Linked DNA regions of Homo sapiens: region 1 is linked to region 2. A link is an interaction called in ENCODE POLR2A ChIA-PET data of the cell type or tissue named here. Cell type or tissue: PC-9. All regions are shown on one strand. Links, peaks and the distances in the headings refer to the core of each region. The heading gives the core; the rest is flanking DNA. Region 1 holds the start of MIR10522 (microRNA 10522). Region 2 overlaps MYO10 (myosin X).

Evidence for each region. ChIA-PET counts read pairs that join two places held together with the same protein. Peaks named below come from ENCODE experiments on the same cell type or tissue, not always from the same donor. Only the 100,000 strongest peaks of a DNase experiment are listed, where the experiment ranks them.
Region 1: POLR2A ChIA-PET joins it to region 2 with 23 read pairs; 2 of 35 experiments call an interaction of 5 or more read pairs at or near these places.

Annotation. Positions count from the first base shown.
Region 1 is chr5:17,149,046-17,156,907 of GRCh38, reverse strand. All of the region lies in intron 2 of BASP1-AS1 (BASP1 antisense RNA 1), which reads left to right. MIR10522 (microRNA 10522) reads left to right here and starts at 916; the gene lies at 916-978. RefSeq lists an enhancer at 4,858-5,825. In PC-9, for the core only: no CTCF peak of the experiment used is centred there; a DNase peak (open chromatin) is centred at 2,127.
Region 2 is chr5:16,910,074-16,921,996 of GRCh38, reverse strand. The region is part of intron 1 of MYO10 (myosin X); the gene reads left to right. Among named protein-coding and RNA genes, the nearest start is that of MYO10, 20 kb to the left of the region's middle. In PC-9, for the core only: no CTCF peak of the experiment used is centred there; DNase peaks (open chromatin) are centred at 2,926 and 5,336; H3K27ac peaks cover 2,071 bases.

The DNA.
Region 1 (7,862 bases), core at 1-5,000, 240 kb before region 2:
AAGAGCAAGATTTGTTCTTAAGGTAAGAGTCACAAGAGTAGCTAAGAGCACAATGAAAATGAAAAAAGGAAATAGTTACTATGAGCTACTTATTCTGGGGCACTTGTACAGGAAAAATGACAAGATGTAAAGTTGAGGAAGGTATTTTTCTAATGAAACCTGAAATATTAATGGATGCAAGAAAGGAGTAAGGCAAGAGCGAGAGACTGAAATATGAGACAGATGTAATCATCAGAGTGAGATCAGGGAGGGGATATGGTTAAGAGCATAGTTGGGCTGGATGCAGCGACTCATGCCTGTAATCCCCGCACTTTGGGAGGCTTAGGCAGGTTGATTGTTTGAGCCCAGGAGTTCAAGACCAACTTAGGTAACATGGCAAAACCCTGTCTCTACAAAAATACAAAAGTTAGCCGGGTGTGGTGGTATGCACCTGTAGTCCCAGCTACTCAGGGAGCTGAGATGGGAAGATTGCTTGAACCCAGCACACCGAGGCTGCAGTGAGCTAACCCAGCACACCGAGGCTGCAGTGAGCTGCAATTATGCCCCTCCACTCCAGCCTGTGTGACAGAGTGAGACCCTGTCAAAAAAAAAAAAAAAAAAAAAAAAAGATCGTAGTCTTCACTCGGATCCCTGAAACTGCAAGTCTAGGTTAGAAAAAGAAGGCATTCACACCTAGGAACTTTTTTTCTCTAAAAAATAGAAAATAAATAATTGATTCATTAAGTCACTCTTTTGGTCACTATTCTATGAGCACCTACAAAATACCCTGGCACAACAGCCACCATCCTTGTCCTCCTGGAACTTAAAAGCTGGGAGTGTGGCAGGTGTTAATCAAATGCCCATACAAGTAAATGCAAAATTGCAACTGTGATAGATGCTACGTCAAATTACATGGTTCAATAAGAGTTTATAGTAAGAAGAATTGGCCTACTCAGGTGTCAGCAAAGCCTTCCTCTCTGAATAGGTCAATTCCCCTCACTATAAACTCTTTTTCAGCACAAGTCAAACCCTTATTGGCACAAGGAGAACTTGTCATTGATGAAGTGGCATAATTTCAATTCACAAGTTAGAGTCAATGAGAAGAGAAAGACGGGAAGAAGGCTTGGCATATGCAACGGCCCTGTGGAAGCAGGGAGTACTGGAAGTCCTTGGATCAAAAGATAGTCAGTGTGACCGGAGCAAAAGAGTGAGGTGGAGCATGACAAAAGACGAACCTGGAGACATTAGTAGAACCAGACAAGGTAGGATCTTACAGGACATCCCATAAAAGCTCATCTTAATAGTAAAGCGCTAGGAAGTCATTGATGAGTTTTAAAAAGCATAGGTGGCTGAGCTCACATGATCACATTTGTATTTTATACATTTTCAAAAGTTGACTTTAGCCGCAGCCTGGAGAATGGACCAGAGGAATCCAGAGGGGACAAAATAAGCTAGTGAGGCTACTTTGGTAACCCTGGAAAGAGATGACTATAGCTCAAAAAAGGTGACAGTGGTGAGAATTGAAAAAGAAGATAACTTTAAAAGATATTTAGAAAGATATTATTGAAATTCAGTAAGGGTAAGGTGAAGGAATATTGAGGCTGGCCCCCTACATTTAGGATCTGCCCCAAATTGGGTAGATTACCAGGATGAAGTACACTGGAAGCAGCCTGGATTTCGAAGGAAGATCATGCATTTACTTCTAGATATATTGATTTTAATGTGCCTTTGGGACATTCAAGAGTGGATATCAAGTAGACTGTTGGCCAGGTAAGACTAGATCTCAAAGGAGAAGCCCAAATTATTGATATGAAGAGTAGGCATAGATAGGATAAGATTGTTTATGGACAGAACATGGAGGAAAGGAGAGGTGCCAAGACAGACTCTTGAGGAGCTCAAAGAATCAGTGGCTAGATAGAAGATGATGAAACTGCAAAAGGAAAGAAGAAATGACCAGGAAGTTCAGAAGAAAACTAAGATAGCTTTACGGTCAGAAAATGGGGGCAAGAAAGTTCCAGAAAGAGGACATGTTCAAGAATGTTGCTAAGAAGAAAGGTGAGAGTAGAAAAGTCCATTGGATTGACGTGGAAGAGTAATGGAGCCAGAAGTCATGCTGAGTCAAGCTGAAGAATGAGACAGTGAGTGTAGACAATTCTATCTAGATCCAGAATGACTGAGTCATTGACTATGAATAAAAGCAGTAAAATCAGGAAGGTGATTTGAGGAAGGAGCAAAAGTTCAGACTTGTAGCTGAGAGTTACTAAAGGAAGACCTGACCAAAAAGAATGCAAAATAAATAAATAAACCGAGGAGAGAGATTTCCATTAATTTTCGGTGGCACCAGTTTGCCTGGGTGGGCAATTCTTTCTAGTTATCATAGTCTGAATTTAGCTGGGAAACACCAAGTTGTGGTTAAAAAAAAAAAGGAAAAAATAAAAAACACAAGGAGACAATGAAGTTGAGTAGCCTGAGAGGAAGAGGTGCTAATTGTCTCTGAGAGCCAGGCTCCATATGGAAGGAATTGTCCCCAGGAGGCTGATAATTAGCTGCAAATAGATAAGTCAAGGGATTAGAGACCACGATAAAGACAAAAAGCATGTTTAGGGGAAGGCAGGTTAAGAAAGCTGAATTGACAGGTGAAGTGGATGCTGTCAATGTAGCCTGATATCTGCATGGCAGCCTCTACTTCTATGCCCTCTACTCTGGCCAGACTGTCACCTGCTTTTTGCCGGAGGGTGGGAGTTGAGGTTTTTTGGTTTTTGGTTTTTTTTTTTTTTTTTGAGATAAAATGTCGGTCTTGTTGCCCAGGCTGGAGTGCAGTGGCACGATCTCGGCTCACTGCAACCTCTGCCTCCCAGGTTCAAGCGATTCTCCTGCCTCAGCCTCCCAAGTAGCTGGGATTACAGGTGTCTGCCACCGAGCCCAGCTAATTTTTGTATTTTTAGTAGAAATAGGGTTTCACTATGTCAGCCAGGCTGGTCTTGAACTCCTGACCTCAGGCGATCCGCCTGCCTCGGCCTCCCAAAGTGCTGGGATTACAGGCATGAGCTACCATGCCCGGCCACCTCCTTTTGTCTCAACTCCCTTCCAGGCCAGAAGTGCTGGGCACCAGATTCCCCCTAGAAGCAACCCCCAGCCAACACTCGTCAGGAATCAGTGACTGTCTAATGCAGCTCCTTGGCCTTCCCCCGGTGGGATGTTCTTGCTGCCTCCCAGAGTTCCCCAGTGGGGATGGTTCCAGTTGCCCATGGTGAGCACTTGCTTGCCATTGGACTCTTTTATTAGCTTCTTTCCCTTCCTTGTCTCAGTCCTCCACCCCAACACTGGGATTAGCTCCCATAGAAACGACTTGTATGGGAGTCCTTCTTCAGGGTCTGTTTTTTGGGGAACTCCAGCCAAGACAGTAGGTGGTTGCTGCTGAAGTTTTCAGAGGTGAATCTGTTGAAGCTAAAAAGAGTATTAAAAAGAGTTCAGGATGCTTAAGTGCAGGGGAGAGAAATGTTATTGGTTCTTTTTTTTTTTTTTTTTTTTTTTTCTGAGATGGAGTCTAGCTCTGTCGCCCAGGCTGGAGTGCAGTGGCATGACCTCGGCTCACTGAAAGCTCCGCCTCCCGGGTTCACGCCATTCTCTTGCCTCAGCCTCCTGAGTAGCTGGGACTACAGGCGCCTGTCACCACGCCTGGCTAATTTTTTTTGTATTTTCAGTAGAGACGGGGTTTCACCATGTTAGCCAGGATGGTCTCGATCTCCTGACCTTGTGATCCACCCGCCTCAGACTCCCAAAGTGCTGGGATTACAGGCGTGAGCCACCACGCCCGGCTGGTAAATGTTATTGATTCTAAAATAAAACAGCATTAGAGGCTGCTGTGTTTGGGACTGTCCACATGGACGTCAAATTGACCCCAGATGTCATAGGTGGTGACCTAGAGAAAGAGACCGTGAACCAACGAGGTGGTTCCACAGGGGTGCTGGGTAGATGAGGCAGATGACATGACCCAAAACAAAGAGGATTTTACACAAGGGATGTAAAGTAATGTCTAGGCACCGGAAGGGGGACCAAGGTCAATGTTGACTCCTCCTTCCAGATTTAGGATATGCCGGAGAAACAGCTGCCCCCATTGGAATGGTTCTAAGTTTTTAAAAATAAACTGTCCCTATGGGAGGACAACTGACCAGTCTACAGTGGGTTGGAGATATAGGGAAAGACTTTCCAATAAAAAGGACAGGAGGCTCTAGATGAACCAAACAGGACAACGTAGTAAAGGGGATGAGTTAGGGGGAGAAACAGCAACCAGGGATTGTGCATCTTGAGCAGTGCCTCAGAGTGAAAAGTTCCAACCCGCTTCTGATGCAGCTTCTGGCATGACGCTGAGAACCCAACACGCACAGCCACGCAGCCCAGGTGTCATGGAATTGGGGAAATTGAGCGGGGCAGTTGCTCTGGAGGCCAGGCGGCCATGGACCACTATTCCAGGCTGTCTCTGGCGTTAAGGGCTCCAAGGACTCTCCCCAAACAGGGGCCAACTTTATACTTACATTATGCAATACTTAAACTTAAAACAACTGATGCACAGCTTACAGTTGTGTGAAAATATACAAAGTAATCATCAATGCCCATAGTCTGGCAGCACTGCCTTTTTTAAAGTCCAGGCCTCTTGTTTCTATCAAAATCTCTCTCTCTTCATTCTCCTCATCCTCTTCCTCCCTCTCCTCCCCTCCCCCCTCATCAAAGTAAACTGAATTAGCCTCCAGCAGGTGGACATTAAAAGGATTGTTATTATCTGTGCAGTGTTCATTCTGAAAAGGAATCTGCTACGTAGCAACTTCTGAATTGGGTTCACTTTGTGCTCTTTGAGGCATCACAGAAGTCAGCGTAGAACAGTTTGAACTAATACTCTCCTGCCCAGAAACAACCAAGCGTCCTGGGAAGACGGCGCTGCACTGCTCTGCAGATTCCCCCTCAGGAATGAAAGCTTCCTAGTCCATCCCCTACAAGGATTGAAAGGAGCCTCTTCACTGAAAGTCACAGACCCATCTCCAGATGCCTGCATTCCATGGCTGACCTCCGTGGGGGTCCGAGGCCACAGTGAGTCAGCTTTGCAAGACCATCCCGCCTTCAGAGCTCCTGAGGTCCTGGCTGAGACCTTTATTAAGACTGTGCCACAGCTCAACGTCTCTCCCTTACTTCATCCTGCTCCTTCTCTTCTCCTTTATGATGTAAATCCCCAAAACTCTCCCCAAGAAACATCCTTTTTTCCATCATCACAGAGCTCTGAGGAGCTACAAATGGTGTCGCTTCCAAACAAGGATAATTTCAGGAAACCTGATCTGACGCTGCAACATTGGTTTATAAAAAATACCATACAGGCCGGGTGCAGTGGCTCACGCCTGTAATCCAAACACTTCGGGAGGCCGAGGCAGGAGGATTGCTTGAACCCAGGAGTTCGAGACCAGCCTGCACAACATGGCAAAACCCCATCTTTACAAAAAATTAGCCAGGTCTGATGGCACATGTTTGTAGTCCCAGCTGCTCCGGTAGGCTGAGGTGGGAGGATTACCTGAGCCCAGGAGTTCGAGGCTGCCGTGAACTATGATCACACCACCACACTCCAGCCTGGGTGACAGAGTAAAACCCTGGCTCCAATATATATATATATGTATGTATATGCCGGACACGGTGGCTCACGCCTGTAATCCCAGCACTTTGGGAGGTCGAGGCAGGTGGATCACTTGAGGCCAGGAGTTCGAGACCAGCCTGGAAAACATGGAGAAACACTGTCTCTACTAAAAATGCAAAAATTAGCTGGGTGTGGTAGTGCACACCTGCAATCCCAGCTACTTGGGAAGCTGAGGTAGGAAAGTCGCTTGAACCCAGGAGTTGCAGTAAGCCGAGATCGCACCACTGCACTCCAGCCTGGGCAACAGGGCAAGACTCCGTCTCTAAAAAAAAAGAAAAGAAAAAAGAAAAGAAAATATAATACCAATTTACTAGGTATTGAAGGAGGAAGGGAAAAGAGCTTGTGCTAACTCATTTGACCTTGGAATTGAATCCTCACCTTATGTTTTCTCCAGGGAAGACATATTCTGAAGAATACCAAGATAAAGTATAACAAGAGCTCATCAGCCCAGGATTTGGGTGACGTAGATTCTGGCTTCCATTCTGATGTTAGCTGGAATACACAACGTTCTCTTCATCTACATCCACTTTTAACTTCTCCAAGGACTTCTCTGTGAGAACTGCCAACTCATATGGTAGCCCTGGCTGCCATTTTTGGAGCCCATGCCATGTTCTGACATCTGGAATTCGGCAGTTGTGCCTGCTCTTTCTCAGAAATAGAACTATCATCACAAAGAAAGCTATTTTGGTGGGAAATTTTAAAAGATGGTTTAAACTATAAATTCCACCCTTAAAATTTTTTAATCACAAACAACTTTCAAATATAAATACAAGTAGTCTCCAGTTTTTAAACTAAGCGTATCATATATATAATTCATAATTAATTACTGGCCATGCACAATAGCTCAGGCCTATAATCCCAGCACTTTGGGAGGCCGAGGTAGGAGGATCACTTGAGCTCAGGAGTTCCAGACCAGCCTGAGTAACATAATAAGACCTCGTCTCTACTAAAAATAAAAAATTAGCCAGGCGTGAGGGTGTATACTTGTAGTCCCAGCTAATCAGGAGGCTGGTACGAGAAGATGGCCTGAGCCCGGGAGATTGAGGCTGCAGTGAGCTATGATCGCATCACTGCATTCCAGCCTAAGCAACAGAGCAAGACCCTGTCTCAAAAAATTAAAATAAAGTAAAAACAAACAAACAAAAAATTCACTACCTCAATGGAAGCAATAGTAAAAATAAACATTAGTTCAGCTCAGTAAAAATATCTTGAATGCCCACTGTGTCCCAATCACTATTCAGACCCCAGAGGTACCAGCTGTTCTTCCTAAGCAGCTGATAATTTTGCAGAGAGAAGCTTCCTAGGCCAAAGCATAAAAGCCTATTCAACCCATATACAACTCTGGTAACTCTAACCATCACTTGTAACACCTTTGTACTAAGGGAAAAACATATTCTTAGTTAAACTTCTGGATATCAGATACATGTCTCTCTCTCAGCTCTTGAAGTGAATTAGGGAAGGTCTATAGATACTTCCAGAAAGCAGAAACTTGCTTAATGGAAAATATTGTCCAATACTTTTATTACTGAGCAAGATAAAAAAGGGTTTCCATACGAGCATTATGTTCAAGTTATGTTCAGCAGCGTTAAGAGCTATTGCCCAAAGGCTCCATGACCGCAGAAGTTTGGTAAAGAGTAAGTTTTAACAAGTTCCTTCACTGAGAAGCTTATTAAATACTTCAATATATTATTATGACTTTTATATCTCAAAAAAAAAAACAACAATGCAAGCATACTTAATACCACTGAACTGTACGCTTAGAAATACAGTCATGGGTCAGGTAGAGTGACTCACGCCTGTAATCCCAACACTTTGGGAGGCTGAGGTGGATCACTTGAAGCTAGAAGTTCGAGACCAGCCTGGACAACATGGTGAAACCCCGTCACTACTAAAAATACAAAAATTAGCCGGGCATGGTGGCGTGCGCCTATAGTCCCAACTACTTGGGAGGCTGAGGCAGGAGAATTGCTTGAACCTTGGAGACAGAGGTTGCAGTGAGCCAAGATTGCACAACTGCACTCCAGGCTGGGTGACAGAGCAAGACCCTGTCTCAAAAAAAAAAAAAAGAAAAAGAAAAAAGAAACAGTTGTTTTGCTTAATGATGAGGATACATTTGGAGAAATGCATTGTTAGGCTATTTCATCACTGTGTTAACATCAGAGAGTGTACTCACACAAACCCAGACGCTATAGCCTACTACACACCT
Region 2 (11,923 bases), core at 691-5,690:
GTGATCCACCTGCCTCAGCCTCCCAAAATGCTAGGATTACAGGTGGGAGCTGCTGTGCCCGGCCCCCTTTACGTTTTTGGCTAGATCAGTCTTTGTTGCAGTGGTGGGTGAGGGCGGTGGTGGCCGTCCTGCATATGGTAGGATTCTGAGCAGCCTCCCTGGCCTTGAATCACTAGATGCCAGGATCATACCCTCACCTCCTGGTTGTGACAACCAACTGTCTTCAGACATCACTAGGAGGCAAAATTGCTCCCAGTTGAGAACAACTGTATCATGTCTATACTCTTAAGGCCACAGATGAAACTTGATAGTATTTTTTCGATCTTCCTCATCTCCACTGTTTTCGTTTTTTTTTTTTTTCTTTTTCCTTTTCTTTTTTCCAGACCCTGAATTCCACCAGATCTACTGTTTCCTAATGGCCTTTCACAGTAGTAAATGTGTGGGAGACCACACATTTATCAGTGTGGAAATTTTATTCTTTGGGATCCAAACTCTCCCCATAAGGTTTGGGCATTTACAATCATTATTTACTGTCTGAGTCATGTGTTCAGTTGTTCAGCCTAGTTAGAATATTCCTGGCCAGCTGGAACCACTGCGCTAAGGCTTTCATTGGTCCCCGTTCTCAGACCCCTCACCCCCTAAGTGCTTTTTTAGTTCCTTTCCCTAGAGTGTTAGAGAAATATTTATTATACTGAGTAATTAAACTGACAGTTGTTCTCCACTAGGAAAAAGGTCGTATTCTCTCGCAAAGCTTTGAGGGCATGTCAAGTTATGTCAAGGTAAATTACATCTGCTGCCTTCTCCCACATATATCTTGGATGGTGTTATTCTGGTATACGTTTATTTTATTTTATTTTATTTTATCTTATGTTATTTTTTGAGATGGAGTATCGCTCTGTCACCTAGGCTGGAGTGCAGTGGTGCGATCTTGGCTCACTGCAACTTCCACCTCTCAGGTTCAAGCAATTCTCCTGCCTCAGCCTGCCGAGTAGCTGGGATTACAGGCGCCCACCACCACGCCCCAACTAATTTTTGTATTTTAGTAGAGATGGGCTTTCACCATGTTGGTCAGGCTGGTCTGGAACTCCTGACTTCAAGTGATTCGCCCACCTCAGCCTCCCAAAGTGCTGGGATTACAGGCGTGAGCCACCGCACCCGGCCTATTCTGGTATCCATTTTAAAAAGAAGTCTAGATTCAGAAGTCACCCAAATAGTACAGAGAGGCCCTTTCTGTGTACCTGCCATTCCCTGGTGGTGGCATCTTACATAACAAAATACAGTGTCAAAATCAGGAAATTGACATTCCTGCAGTCTACAGGCCTTATTCATGTTTCACCAGTTTTGCATACATGCATTTTTTATGTGTGTGTGATTCTGAACAGTGTTATCACATGTGTAGACTTGTACAACCACCAGCAGTCACAATATAGAACTGTTCCATGACAGTCCCTTGGGCTCACCTTTGGTGGCACCCCAGCCTCCCTCCCTCTAACCCCCAGCACCTACTTCTTTTTTCTCCTTCTCTATAGTTTTGTTATTTGAGAGTATTGTATAAATGGAATCGATCAGTACATATTCTTTTGAGACGGACTTTCTTCACTCAGTGCCTTTGCCGCCCATCCATGTTGGTACACGTGCCGGTTTTGTTCCTTTTTTATTATTAAGTAATATTGCATTGTTCAGGAACACTTTTATTTATTTTGTTTATCTTATTTGCTTTTTTGAGATGGAGTCATGCTCTGTCACTCAGGCTGGAGTGCAGTGGCGCAATGTCGGTTCACTGCAGTCTCTGCCTCCCGGGTTCAAGTGATTCTCCTGCCTCAGACTCCCAAGCAGCTGGGTTTACAGGCATGTGCCACCAAGCCCAGCTAATTTTTTTTCTTTTTTGAGACTGAATGTCGCTCTGTTGCCAGGCTGGAGTGCAGTGGCACAATGTCAGCTTACCGCAGTCTCCGCCTCCTGGGTTCAAGTGATTCTCCTGCCTCAGCCTCCCGAGTAGCTGGGACTACAGGCATGTGTCACCATGTCCAGATAATTTTTGTATTTTTAGTAGAGACGGGGTTTCACCATGTTGGCCAGGATGGTCTTGATCTCTTGACCTCGTGATCCACCCACCTTAGCCACCCAAAGTGCTGGGATTACAGGTGTGAGCCACCACACCCGGCCTAATTTTTGTGTTTTTAGTAGAGATAGGGTTTCTCCATGTTGGCCAGGCTGGTCTCAAACTCCTGACCTCAGGTGATCCACCTGCCTTGGCCTCCCAAAGTGCTGAGATTACAGGCGTGAACCACTGCGCCCGGCCTGTGTGTTTATTTATTCCATTATTTAACTTGTGAAGGTTTATTGGACACTTACCATGGGCTAGGACTGTGCTGAGCTTTTTACATGTATTAATTCATTTAATCTGCTTGGTAGTCCTAAGTGATTGTATTGTTTACATCTTTATTTTATGTATGAGAACACAGAGTCTTAGAGAAGGGAGGTAGTCTGCTCAAGTTCACACAGCTGGGAAATGATAGAGCCAGGATAGGAGGCCAGAGAGCTCTAGCTCCATGAACTCATTTGGAGGGGAAGGCAGTTGTTCTGGTAGATTTTTGTTTATTTGTTTGTTTTGTTTTTGAGATGGAGTCTTGTTCCGTTGCCCAGGCTGGAGTGCAGTGGCATGATCTCTGCTCACTGCAACCTCCGTCTCCTGGGTTCAAGAGATTCTCATGCCTCAGCCTCCTGAATAGCTCGAATTACAGGCGCCTGCCACCACGACCAGCTAATTTTTGTGTTTTTAGTAGAGACAGGGTTTCACCATGTTGGCCAGTCTGGTCTTGAACTCCTGACCTCAAGTGATCCCGCCTGCCTTGGCCTCTCAAAGTGCTGGGATTACAGGTGTGAGCTATCACTCCTGGCCGTTCTGGTAGGCTTTTGAAGTCGGAAGAATAGAGACTGTGTGGAAATCTTCAGGAATGCATATTTGCTTCTCCATACAGAGCAGAACAGTCAGGTAATACAAGTCCAAAAGGAATTAGCTGATTTCTGCCAGTGACTGGAACAAGGAATAGAAATTTTCCTATAGCCAAGCAAAAGCAGAAACATAGACCTTCTGCTTCTTTTTGTGATGACAGCAACTGCACACTCATCCCGAGTGATTGGCGTAAGTAAGTGATCCCTGTTCCGAGTGAGGGCTCGAAAAATACTTTCAGTGGGCCAGGCGCGGTGGCTCACGCATGTAATCCCAGTACTTTGGGAGGCTGAGGCAGGCGGATCACCTGAGGTCGGGAGTTTGAGACCAGCCTGACCAACATGGAGAAACCCTGTCTCTACTTAAAATACAAAAATTAGCCAGGCGTGATGGTGCATGCCTGTGATCCCATATTCGGGAGGCTGAGGCAGGAGAATCGCTTGAACCCAGGAGGCGGAGTTTGCAGTGAGCTGAGATTGTGCCATTACATTCCAGTCTGGGCAACAAGAGCGAAACTCTGTCTCAAAAAAAAAAAAAAAAAAAGAAAAGAAAAATAGTTTCAGTGAAATTTTGTGTTTCCAGGGAGCATCCGTGTGGAATGCCAAGGCCACACTGAATTTCATCAGTTATTTTTTTGGAGTTTCGTCTATTTCTGGTAAACTCTAGCTTCCATGAAGCAATATTGAGGGAAAGTGTATTTGCTTTGGAATCCATATGCAGTTTGTAAATCTTGCTTGTAATCTGCTGAGCTGCTGAGCTGATGCTTCTATCTGCCTTGTAGATGGAAGTGACACGCAGCTGTCTAGTCACAGCTTTGGGCTTTTGGACTCTTCACATCTTCCTTACCCATTAAACTTGAAACTGTTTCTTTCAAGTTTAATGATAACAATTTTAAGAAACTATTTTGGAAATTGACTCTCCTAGTAGTGTGAGACTTTAAAAGGTAATGGATGGTTTACATTTAAACCAGCTTTTGAAGGCTGTGATTTAGTTAAGGTGGTGCTACTTGGCAGCTGCTAATATTTTTTATTCCTATGGAATACGTATTCTGTAGTTTAAAAAGAAAGTGGCTAGCATGGTTAGATCAGCAGAAATATTCTTTGTTGTAAAGTATGTAGCCTGGAAGTTATCAAGGGATGGATACATAGGTTAGAATTACTTTTTTTTTGGACCCAGGGTCTTGCTTTTTTGCCTAGGCCGGAGTGCAGTGATGCAATCACAGCTCACTATACCCCGGACCTCCTGGGCTCAAGAGATTCTCCCCCGTTCGGCCTTTTGAGTAGCTGGGACTACAGATGTGTGCCACCATGCCCATCTGATTTTTTCTTTTTTTTTTCCTTTTTTTTTTTGTAGAGATGGGTCTCCCTGTGTTGCCCTGGCTGGTCTTGAGCTTCTGGGTTCCAGTGATCCTCTCCTCCCCTCTCAGCCTCCCAAAGTGCTGGGAATACAGGCATGACCCACCATGTCCTGCTAGAGTTACTGGTTTGCATAGAATGGTAGTTCTCAACTGGAGGCACTTTTGCCTCACCGGGGATATTTAGAAGTATCAGGAGACATTTCTGGTTGTTAACACTGATGGGAGGTGACTACTGGTGTCTAGTGGGTAGAAGCTGAGGATGCTGCTAAACATCCTCAATTGCAGAGGGCAGCCCCCACAATGAAGATTGATCCAGTCTAATAGGTCAATAGTGTTAAGGGTAAGAAAACCTGATATAAAAGATTGACTTACAAGAATCTTCCCTCTTGTATTTTATTTTAATATGCTGCATTTTCTAAATAAAATCATTATTCCTAAAGTAATTTCCATAGTGTACTCTTCGGGGTGTGTGTGAATGATGCATTAATCTGATTTTTATTAATTTTAATACCGGCATTATATTTAGTACAACTTGGTTATATTAAATATCTAGATCTATAGTTATATGTTTGTTTTATTTATTCCAACATTGATTTCTGCAGCATTGGTTAATAGTTGGGATATTAAGCCATTTTTATTTCTAGGCCTTCTCAACTTTGAGTTTCCACTGATCCTAAGAAGCGAAGGAACAGACAATACGGACCTGATTTGTATATTTCTGAGATGAAAGAAAGATTGAAGGGGCTGACGTTAGCAATCTACACTATATTCTTTGGACCTCTTCGTGTCATCTAATTATTTTAGTTAATTACCAACATTTTTGTTACCAACCCTGATAATGCAAGAGGCAGCCTCTTTGAATGGGGTACGTGAACCTTTACCAGTGAATTCATATCTTTTTTCTTTTCCGTTTCTCCCAATTTTGATGAGTAAGTGTGTGGTTTTTCTTCTTAATTTTCATCAAGCCTATTGTTTTCTTGCCAGCCACAGTGATGAATCACTCTAAAAGCTTGGTGAGGGCAGTTGAATCAGCAGGCAAAACTTTTTTATTTGCTGAAAATAAATGGAAGGCTGCTTATAGGTTCACACCCTTGCTGCTCTCATCAAATCTTCAGGCAGGAGGGAAATGAAATTGGATCATCTTAAACTTCCTGGATTTAATCTGTGATTTAGGAGTGAGTTCTTTCCATGCTTCTCCTCTCCTCTTTTCCCTTCCTAGCAAGAGGAGAAAAAAAGCAAGTAATTTAATGTAATCTGATTTTTTTTTTTTTTTTTTTTTTTACTTCATGGCTTTTTGACATTGGAAGAGAAATGAGCCATCTTTCTAGAGGAGCTTTAGTGTCATGTGTGCTTTTCTTATTGATTGGGAATAACTTAAAAAGACTCCTCAGAACTCCGAATGGGATATTTAATTTGTTAGAACACGAGTCTGCACCACTATCTGTTGACGGTGAAATGAATTTACTAAGTGGATAATTTGCTGAGCATTAGCTGACCCTGACGTGGCGGAACGAAGGTCTCTGGAGATGGTTCATGGTGGAAATCTGGGCTTGATGGGTCGGTAATGAGACTTCAGCGATGACATCTTTACCAAGGCTGAGGCTTAACACTCGGGACCAAGCGATTCAACTGGTAAGCGACATGCTTTGAATATTTACTCACCAGCTCTGTTAATTCAGATTCAGGATAAGAAATGTATGGTGAGTGATTTTTTTTTTTTTTTTCTTTTTGACGTAGAGTCTCGCTCTGTCGCCCAGGCTGGAGTGCAGTGGCGCAATTTCAGCTCACTGCAACCTCTGCCTCCTGGGTTCAAGCAATTCTCGTGCCTCAGCCTCCTGAGTAGCTGGGACTACAGGTGCATGCCACCACACCCGGCTAATTTTTTATATTTTTATTGGAGACTGGGTTTTGCCATGTTGGCCAGGCTGGTCTCGAACTCCTGACCTTAGGTGATCCGCCCGCCTTGGCCTACCAAAGTGCTGGGATTGTAGGCGTGAGCCACTGCGCCCAGCCAATGGTGAGTGATTTCTTTGCATCAGAGATGACTGCTTGTTGAAGACCACTGTTGATGGAATTCAGCGTGCCTTCACCTCTGCCACTTGACCTCTGATTGGCCTGCCATTGCTGTGGTTGTACTGGTAGCTAGGAGGGTTCCCATCCCCTGCCATTACTGAGACCATGATGCTGTGGAGGGGGATGCGGAGGACACCAAGGAAGTACGACTGATTGACTGATGCACCTTGGAGGGTCCCTCAGATTTATCTATAAACCCTTAAAAATAACGATAATCATAGAGGACATCTGTGAGGAACTTATTTGGTGCCATTTGCTGTGCTGAGCCATTTATATACAGATATCCTGGATCTCATTGAATCCTCTGCATCTTAGGAACTGTTGTTAATCTCATGTAGAGATGAACTACCTATGGCTTGGAACCCAGTTGTGTTCCCTGGTGGGACTCTGACTTCAGAAAGTACTCTTTTTGTCTTGCACTATATACCTTAGTTCAGTGTAAAGGGCCTGGTTGTTGGATTTTATTTGTGTGATCAATATTATTTTGCAGTTGGCCATTAGCGATCATCTATTCTCACCTCTTCATTTTGTAGACAGAATCTTCACCCCAAGATGTAAGTCCCTTGCCCAGCTTTGAAGAGCTTGTTCATGAATCCAGAGCCTTTTTCTTTGCTGCTGGTGACTTTGGCATTTCTGGGAAATTTCCGTTTATTTAAGGTTATACTTTTAATCTTGTGATGTATGTATATTACAATATTAATTTCTAATCAGCTGCGAAAGTTCCACCCTTGCAAAGTCCCACAGCCAGATGGGATCCCAAGTTTCTTGGCTCCCCCAGAGCTTGTGTGTTCATTTCTTCTCTTACAAGTTGATGTCTCAAGAGCTTATCACTGCTCTCACGGCCAGGTGGCTTGCCGGTTCCAAGGACTGGCAGTGACCTTATAAAATATTTGGACTTTTTCTAGTGCGATACGATCCCATACTAGGCAGTGATTAAATCTCAAGGTTATTTTCATGTCTGGGGTACCCAGTGGAAGGCATGTTTTGTCTAGGACTCCCTTAAATGTAGGAAAGACATATCTGGGGCTAGAAAAATTAGTATTTACAAATAGGCAAAACAAAAGTAGTAGACTCAGCAGAAAGAACAGGTCTGCAGAATTAACAGTGGCATAGGTGGGCCACGTAGGTTCTGTCAGATATCACTGATCCCAGTGAGGTCATGGGGCATATTGATCTGTTCTGCTGACCGCTATCTGATACTGATAACGCATGTTAGGTTCTTATAAGAATGGGCTTGCAGGCTTCTTAGTGTATTCCAGCAGAAGCTCCTGAAGGTCCTTGGGAAGTTTGTCACAGGCAGGAATCATGTGGAATGGCAGCGAAGGAAGGCGGCATGGCCAGCTGTTGGGATCGGCAGAGCTGGCTCTGGCAGTGGGCACTCAGCCAAGCCGCCCGCACTTCCTATAAAACACCCTGGTCTCTACCCAGCTTCCCGTAGGTACTGTAGGAAGAAATGCCACCTTGAACCCTTGGCCCAGCTTGCAGTACCATGCTGGAACATTAAGGTCTTTATCATTTGGTCAGGATCGGACAGACTTGCTCATGTTCCTTTGCTTTTCCTGCCCCACCACTGAAGTTGGTATCTTCAGGTGTGTTTCCAGGGAGGAGCCCAGGTTAGCTGTGTTGTATTGTTTCTTGTCTTAACTGAAATCCCATAAAAGGGGCTGAGTGTAGTATCCCACGTGATCCAGGTCATTCCTCCTCCTGGTGCCTCTTGGCTCCCTCTCCTTCTTGTCTTTTTGTCTCGAGCAACTGTATCCTAACCTCCTCCCTCTCTTGCCACATGGTGGTCTAGTCTTTGCCTGGCCTGTTGTTCTTGGAGCTCAGAATTTTGCTGGCCTTATTTCTGAACTTCAGCTCATACTTACGTATCCTGGTTCTCACTTGTCTCTCTTGTTCTGACTCAAGATGTTGCAGGCTCCTAGCCACACCCAAACCCCACATTGCACACCTACGCTTGCTTTGTCCACTGCCTGGGGTTGGCTGTGTTTCTGTAAGCAGGCAGGTCAGTAGCCTGTCTTCCACTGCCAGCCTTCCCTGGCACTCTGGGCACTGGCCACCTCCACAGTGGCAGATGCAGTTTTGCAAAAGTGACTTCATTCACAAACTTGAGAAGAAGGAAATTCTGCGATACCAGGGTGAAAACCAAAATTAATCATTCAGTCTTGAGCTTTAGACAGCCATACACGTATATACAAGGAGAAGCAGAAGATTGTAGTTTGAAATGTTCATATGCAATTCATACCCTAAAGGCTTGGATTCCTTCTAGCATTACCAACTATGCATCTCTGTGCTTTATTGCTAGAGGAGACTTGACTATTACTCAAGATTTGATTTTTTAAAATGACCTGACAGGAGTGTTAAGAGAATTTTGGCAGTGGCTTGTATCTTTGTCTTTGAGTTTTTAGCACCTTTAAATGCCAAGCATGATTTTTTTTTCCTCTATAACCTAATCTTGGAAGTGAGAAAAGAGTTTGTTTTATAACTGGGGAGAAAGAAATGGTTTATTTTTGTGTTTGATGTCAGTCACAAAAGAAGGGAGGCACTGAGAGAAATGTAAGCTCCTTTTTTGGTGAACTTTACTAAAACCAAAGGGAAGATAGAATTGGCTTTTTTTTTTTTTTTGGGAATAAACAATATCCTTGCGTTCTGGTGTTCAATTGGCAGGTGGCCAGAAAGCATGCCTGTAGCTTAGGAATCATCCCAAACTAAGAGAAAAAGCCTGACTTGCTGGAGGCTGAAATTCAATCTTGGAGGTACCATGGTGTGTGTGTGTGTGTGTGTGTGTGTGTGTGTGTGTGTGTGTGTGTGCAGGGTGGTAGGTGAAGGAAGTCTGGAAGTTGTACCCTTGGCAGCTATAAACAGAATACTCAACCCACTTGGGTGGCTGAAATACAGACTGTTTAAAAGGGTTTTAGTCTGCCATTTGGTCAGAATTAAGGTATGATTCAATATATTATATCCAACGCTGGCCTAAAAACATACTCATTTTTCTTTTGATTAGAGCCAGGTTTAATTAAAATCACTGCTTGACAAGCCCATTAAATAACTGAAACTTCCCTTCCAAAGCTTACCCTGAATGGAGGCATTATGTACCAAATAATGCATTTTTCAAAACCAGTATTGAGACCCAGACTATGTAAGGCACGGTGTACAAAGGCTACAAATATGGGGCCTCAGGTAAGGAAAGTGCGTGCACTGAGTTAGGTCGTGTGCCATAGGGAGTGGTGGGGACTGTGGCTCACCGGAGCTCACTGACCTGGAAGAATTAGGGCTCAGTGTTGCCAGGCCTTCTAGTTGTTAAAGAGAGATCAGAAACCTAGATTTCTGTGAAATGTTGCAATTTGCAAAATGTTGACAAGTAACATAAAATGTTTTGGTTTTTACCTAGTGGGCCGAACAAAACTTGGCTGTGGCTTAAAGTCTTTAGATCAGGGTGTCCAATCTTTTGGCTTCCCTGGGCCACATTGGAAGAAGAGTTGTCTTGAGCCACACATAAAATATACTAACACTAACAATAAGACGACTGATGAGCTTAAAAACAAACAAACAAACAAACAACCTAATTTTTTTTTTTGGAGACGGAATTTCGTTCTTGTTGCCCAGGCTGAAGTGCAATGGCATGATCTTGGCTCACTGCAACCTCCGCCTCCCAGGTTAAAGCAATTCTGCCTCAGCCTCCCAAGTAGCTGGGATTACAGGTGCCCACCACCACACCCGGCTAATTTTTGTATTTTTAGTAGAGATGGGGTTTCACCATGTTGGCCAGGCTGGTCTCGAACTCCTGACCTCAGGTGATCCACCCACCTCGGCCTCCTAAACTGCTGGGATTACAGGCATGAGCCACCGCGGCTGGCCAATTTTTGTTGTTGTTGTTGGTCTAAGACAGGATCTCACTCAGTTACCCAGGATGGAGTGCAGTGGTGCGATCTCGGCATACTGCAACCTTGATTTCCCAGGTTCAAGCGATCCTCCTGCCTCAGTTACCCAAGTAGCTGGGACTACAGGCGTGCACCACAATACCCAGCTAATTTTTGTATTTTTTGTAGAGACGAGGTTTCAGCATGTTGGCCAGCCTAGTCTTGAACTCCTGAGCTCAAGGGATCCCCCCGCCTCAGCCTCCCGAGGTGCTGGGATTAGAGGTGTGAGCCCAGTGCCCAGCAGAAATCTCATAATGTTTTAAGAAAATGTACAAATTTGTGTTGGGCTGCATTCAAAGCCGTCCTTGGCTGCAGGTTGGACAAGTTTGTTTTAGATGGTGAAGAAGTGCTGCTGTGTAACTTTGGAGCAAAGGAAGGGAATGGAATGGCTTATGTTTTCCTTTGGGTTGGTTTAGGTTAGTTTTAGCTTGCTTCCAAAAAATATTTATTGTGAAGTAGTTTTGAGAGGGTGGTATCTAGGTTAGATTTATGTATTTTCTGAATGGATCCTCATAGATCTCTGTTAGTCTTTTTAAATTAAGTTAAATTTTGTTTTAGAGATGGAGTATTGCCATGTTGCCCAGGCTGGTCTCACACTCCTGGCCTCAAGTGATCCTCTTGGCCTGGCCCATTCTTTATGGATCATGCAGGGGTAGAAATTGGATAATCTTGTCTCTTGAAGGGGAGAAAAGCTTTTATTTTTCTATTTTAAACGTTTACTTAATGTCTTTTTTTTTATTTAAGAGCTGTGAGGTTTGGAGGACTAGATGTCATACTAAGATACTTGTTCATAAAACCTGGCATTTGTTTAATGACTGAGTCCCTTTCCCCATAGACTACCTCAGACAGAGTGTAGCATAAATGGGAAGGTTCTAGAAACACAGTATCTGGGTTTGAACACTGCTCTGATGCTTGCTGGGGATATGACCTTGGGGAAGCCACACCCCCATGCTGTGCCTCAGGCTCCCTTTTGTAATATGGGTTTAATCTTAACTGTACCCATCCCGCAGGGTCGCTAGGGAATGAAATGGTGAATGCATTAAAAATGCTTAGAGGAGTGATGGATGCCTAGTGAGCACTGAAAAAGCATTAGGTAGTTTAGTTTCTATTACTAGTTTTTACTAATTATAATAAAATATCTGAGAGCCCCTTTAGTGTAGGACATTGTTATAGGTATTTTCACATCATTTTCACGTGGTCCTTCCAACTCTATGAAGAACAAATTATGATTCCCATTTTATAGATGTCACACTATGGAATAAAGGGCAGAAGACCTGGGTGGATCTCTGACCTGGTCATTTGTCAGCTGTGCAAACTTGGGCAAGTCAGTCTTTCTGGACTCAACTCAAATTTCCTGGATGTAAACAGGGAAAAAAGAAACAAAAACAAAGACAAACTGGATTGTTTCAGGATTTTCAGCTCTGATTTTTAAAAATTTTATTTTTTAAGGTGAGATTCATATAACAAAATTAACCTTTTCTAAATGTACAATTCAGTAGCAGCCAGTGCATCTACATTGTTGTGAAACTATCACCTCTAGTTTCAGAACAATTTCAATACCCCTAAATAAAACCCATACCTGTTATCTTAGTCCATTTTTGTTGCTATAAAGGAATACCT